Linked DNA regions of Homo sapiens: region 1 is linked to region 2. The links are chromatin loops, found by intact Hi-C in ENCODE. Cell type or tissue: endothelial cell of umbilical vein. All regions are shown on one strand. Region 1 overlaps GRIK2 (glutamate ionotropic receptor kainate type subunit 2). Region 2 overlaps GRIK2 (glutamate ionotropic receptor kainate type subunit 2).

Region 1 (2,500 bases), 64 kb after region 2:
TTCAGGAACTTGGTCAGCTCTTGTCCAATGCAAGCTGGTTGAAACCACTAACCCTCCAGTTGGGCTGGTGTAAATGTCCAATAGGTGACCTTTTGTTGTCCAGGGACTAAAAACTCCACCCTAAAATCATGCTAACAAATACCATTTTGTAAACATGATTCCCGTAAAGAGCCACGAAGCTTGACTATGCTCGTATAGATCGCCAGTTACCTCACTTTTCCTTAATCTCTCTAAACCAAAAATAAAATTCTAATCTCCCCCTGTCAACCATGTGAATGGACTTCGTCCTCAGCCAGGGCTCTTAAAATTTAACCTGAGAGACGGTTTTAGGCCATGATGGGAAGTGGGGGGTCTAGCATGCCTCATTATACCTCTCCGGCATTAACATCAACACAGACTTTAAGTATGATAAAAAACATTTTACAGCCTATTCTCTTTGAAACCTGCTAGCTAAAAGCTTCATCTGCATGGTAAAACTTTGGTCTCTACAACCACTTATCTTAACCCAGATATTCATTTCTATTGATCCCAGGTCTTTAGACAAACTCAGCCAATTGTCAACTAAAAAATGTTTCAATTTATCTATAGCCTGGAAGCCCTTGCCTCAAATTGTCCCGCCTTTCTGGACCAAACCAATGCATTTCTTAAATGTATTTGATTAATGTCTCATGCCTCCTTAAAATGTATAAAACCAAGCTGCACCCCGACCACCTTGAGGACGTGTTCTCAGGACCTCTTAAGGGCTGTGTCATGGGCCACAGTCACTCATATTTGGCTCAGAGTAAATCTCTGCAAATATTTTACAGAGTCTGACTCTTTTTGTTGACACCTCAATCATCTTACCCCACACCTTAGTCCACCCTGATTCTTTATCCCACAAATATCCCTAAACCACATCTTCAGGAGGCAGATTTGAGACCTGTCCTCTCACCTCCTCACCTGGCTGCCTCATGAATAAACTCTTTCTCTGCTGCAAACTTGTCACCTTAGTGATTGGCATACTGCGTAACAGGCACACCAGGCCTGGTTCACTGTCACTGCTAGGAAGCTAAAAACTATTAAAAAGATATACATTTGCTTTTTCCAAAAATAGAAAAAAGTATATTCTGATAATCTTCTTAAGCAGAATTGTATGATAGCTTATTAACCTCAGTAGAAGTCTAAAGAGAGGCTGTTACCACTAGGGCATATTAAGAACAGTGTGGTATAACAGAGTGTTGACCTTGGAGTCAGGTAAACCTGGGCATACTCCCAGCTTTGCTATTTATTAGCTGTTAACTTTGGACACATTACTTGGCCCTGGTAAATAAAACTGGGACATAATGAGCACTCAGTAATGCCATGCTTAAATTATTTGCTTTTTTGGTGTAGTTGTGTGTCATTTTCTCATTTTAAGAGTTATCACATGTAAAGAGATCACGGTTTAGCATAAAGATTATTTTCAAGTGAAAACATTTGAGCTACAGAAAATGAAAAAGAAATCTTATCTGAACATCCCTTATCTGATTAAAGCAGAATGTCCTGAAAATATAGCTCCCATTAACTCCCCTGCAAGGAATTTCCTGTGAATTCAGCTGCCATGGAGACAGGCTTCCTATTCTCATTAGCATCAAAAAGCCCAATAAACTTTCCATACGTTTCCACTGATGCCCTTTTAAAAAAATACATTTTGTTAAAATGGTATATAAAATGTTAATTTTGAGGATTCAGTGAGTTACTCATCACTGAGTACTCCTGAGGGTTTGCAATGTACATATACATAAACACTGTCTTTTATTCTGCTAATCTATCTATCGTCAGTTAACTCTCAGGACCCCAACCATTTGAACCTAAGATCATAGAGGAAAAGTTTCTTCCTAACAGATGAATTCTGCAGACAAGTGTATCTGGATTTCAACAGAGAACTTAAGAAAACTCTAGTAATAGTTGGTCTATTTGAGTGGATTCCTTATTATTGAATATTTGGTAGTTCTTGACCCTATTTCCCATTAGAATCATTTGGTGAATTATTTAAAATTCCAACACTTAGGCCATACCTCAGTCCAAATTATACAGTCAAGGTTGACAACCAGTGTCCTCAGGGAAATTTCCTAGTTGCATACTTGCATGCTTGTGGCTTTCCCTGACCTTGTCCTCCTCAAAGTAGTGGTTGTATTTTATTTGTTTATTGTTTCTGTTTTTTACCTTGAGTGAGAAGCATAAAAGCCAATTAAATTTGCAGATGTCAGGCTGATATAGATTGGATAATTGTCCCCTCAAAAATCTCATGGTGAAATGTGATCCCTAATGTTGGAGTGGGATCTAGTGGGAGGTGTTTGGGTCAGTGGGCAGAACCCTCATGAATGGCTTCGTGCTTTACCCATGCTAATGAGTAAGTTCTTGCTCTATTAGTTAACAGGAGAGCTAGAGGTTAAAAAGAACCTGGCACCACCCCCTCTTGCTTCCTTTCTTGCCAGCCGGCTCCCCTTCCTTTTCTGCCATGATTGAAAGTTTCCAGAGG
Region 2 (2,500 bases):
AAAGTCAAATGTGCCCCCCAAAACCCATTATCTAGGTGCCCTGCTTTGTTAGACCAACTCCAGTTTCCTCATGCCAGCAATCTCCAATCACAGCACACCTGAGGTCTTCATTTCTTTCCACTATGAAACTTTTCCACTCCCCTGCTTGCCTTTGAATCCCTGTTTAATGCAAGTGATGAAGGCTGTCTCCCTTCCTGTAGTAAGTTCTGAATAGTAACTTCCACTTGTTCTCATTTGGGTGAGCTTTGTTTATTTCCATACTGTAACTTGTAAGGACAAAAAAGGAACATTTATAAATAGAATGTTGAGTTTTACTGTTTAATGTAATACTGGAAGGTCAGAGAGTTTTTAATTGTGCCATGAATGGGGCCAGATTTACCACTGAAGCAATGTGGATCCTTACAATTTCCGACTTCAGGGTGACCTTCTGCAATCTAAAATCCTTTACCCACTTGAAACATTGACCCATGACCCCAACCCACTGATCCCTTGACTATTGTCTTTCCCTGTCCTCATGTTGGAGGTATAGAGCAAAGCTAGGAAAAGCAACAAACTGTGCTACAGGAAAATAACTCTGCATCAGACACTTGAGTAAGCGTTCTGTGTGAAGTATCTCATAATTTCCATAAAGATTCTTTATTCATTCAACAGTCAACAAATATTTCTTGAGTACATACTTTGTCCTCAAGACAAAGGATACTTTGCAAAGCCTTAATATATAGTAGTGGAAAAGGGAGCATATATTTTCCATCTAGTAGGTCTTGCACTCTGGCTAGGGAGATAGCCCTTTTATAAAGTTCACGTGAATAAATAATTGTGTACTTTGATAGAGTCAGAAATTAAAAAGGGCAGAGCATTAGGAGAAATTTAAACTTGATTAGAGACTTAGAGGAGGCCTATCTAAGGAAGTAATATTTAAGATGATACTACCAGGATGAGTAAGAGTTCCCCAGGCAAAGGAACTGGGAATGGATATTCCTGGCTGGGAAAACTGTTTCTATTACTCTATGCCAAAGTGATAAGAAAACTTTGTTTTCTTGAGGAAATGAGAAAAAAAAAAAAACCCTCTGTAGGTAGGGCAGAAGAAAATATCTGAGAACATGATGACATGATGAGAGGTCACTGGTGCTTTGGATTTTATTCAAAACACAATGAGAATCTATGAAAGCATTTAAACAGAGGGATGACAGGGGTCAATTTCCTTTTAAAAATATCTGCCTGGCTGCTGTGGTTTAGGGAATGGATTATAACAGAATTGAAGAGAGAGGCTTGTGGGAATTCCAATGTAGTTGTACAGTTGAAAGGTACTATGGTTATGATTCAGCAACGGATGTGGTGAGAGATGAATGGATTCTAAACATATTTTGAAAGTAGAATACACTATATGATCCTTGAACTGACCAGAAGAATTCAAGCTTGGAAAATCACTTATTCTGTTTTCCTTTTCCTGTTCCTGAGTGCTCAATACCAGCCTCTCATAAGCAAAAGTATTGCCTGAACTAGGCAAAGTCTGTAATAGTACCTACTGTCTTTCCCCCTTCTTGCCCTCCCCTCCTCCATTGAAGGCACTGCCATGGTCCCAGAGAGCTTGTTTGCACAGAAGTGGCTGGCTGTGTATACAGTATCGGTGATCTTTTTGGGACCACAGTGAATTGGGCTGGGTTCCAATTAAGGCTTCTGTTATAATAGAGTAGAAAGAATTCATTTGATCTATGGACACCATCTAAGTAGAAAGGATGCCCATCTCCACTCCAGGCTCAGACACTTGAGCATGGCCCACCTTTTCCCATTCATCAGAAGCATACTGGTTTCTTCCTGGTTTATCTGCTCCACAGTTGTAAACAACAGAAGCATAGACTTCCTTCCTGTTAACTGTTTTCATCCTGAAGTTCATGTTTCCGAACATTATGTAAAATCTATCATGTCAGTGACATAAAAACAAAATGACCTTCTTTTCAGCACTTATTACTGCCCAATCTTATAATTTTATAAGTCTAATGAGTCTATTTATTATTGGCAGGTTTCCTCTATTAGATTATAACCTTCATGAGGGCATAAAACAGACATTCCTTCCATATTTGTTAGAAGATTAACCTACTAAATGAAGTGTGCTGGTCTAAGATGACCAAGACAGAATGAGAATGAAGAAAAGGCAATAGGCATGAGAAGAGGGATAAACCTAGCACTTTACATGTTTTCCTTCTTTATTTTTGTCTCTCAGTCATGATAGAACATAATTGTTAAATTTTAACGATTAAAATTTCTAGCATCAATTTATTTCAAGATGGTACTTCCGGGTTCTTTTAGAGGCCATAGTATTCTCACTTCAGACTGTCCAAGAGGGCAGCCCTTTGCCCTGCACTTTTTTTTTTTTTTAAGGTGATGAATTTGGCACAGAGAAGTTCGGTGGCAGGATGAAGTTCACATGCTTAGTTTTGATAGAATTGGAACTGAAATTCAAGCCTCTTGGATCACCATCTATTGGCCCTTCTAAACTGTG

Evidence for each region. Hi-C counts contacts between places; a loop is a spot of excess contacts. Peaks named below come from ENCODE experiments on the same cell type or tissue, not always from the same donor. Only the 100,000 strongest peaks of a DNase experiment are listed, where the experiment ranks them.
Region 1: a loop joins it to region 2, with 10 times the contacts of the local background. A loop is called at or near these places in 2 of 110 quality-filtered maps.

What each region holds. Positions count from the first base shown.
Region 1 is chr6:101,740,718-101,743,217 of GRCh38, reverse strand. All of the region lies in intron 7 of GRIK2 (glutamate ionotropic receptor kainate type subunit 2), which reads right to left. Among named protein-coding and RNA genes, the nearest start is that of GRIK2, 350 kb to the right of the region's middle. RefSeq lists an enhancer at 1,355-1,890. In endothelial cell of umbilical vein, no CTCF peak of the experiment used is centred here; a DNase peak (open chromatin) is centred at 1,467; H3K27ac peaks cover 622 bases.
Region 2 is chr6:101,805,190-101,807,689 of GRCh38, reverse strand. All of the region lies in intron 9 of GRIK2 (glutamate ionotropic receptor kainate type subunit 2), which reads right to left. Among named protein-coding and RNA genes, the nearest start is that of GRIK2, 410 kb to the right of the region's middle. In endothelial cell of umbilical vein, no CTCF peak of the experiment used is centred here; no DNase peak of the experiment used is centred here; H3K27ac peaks cover 428 bases.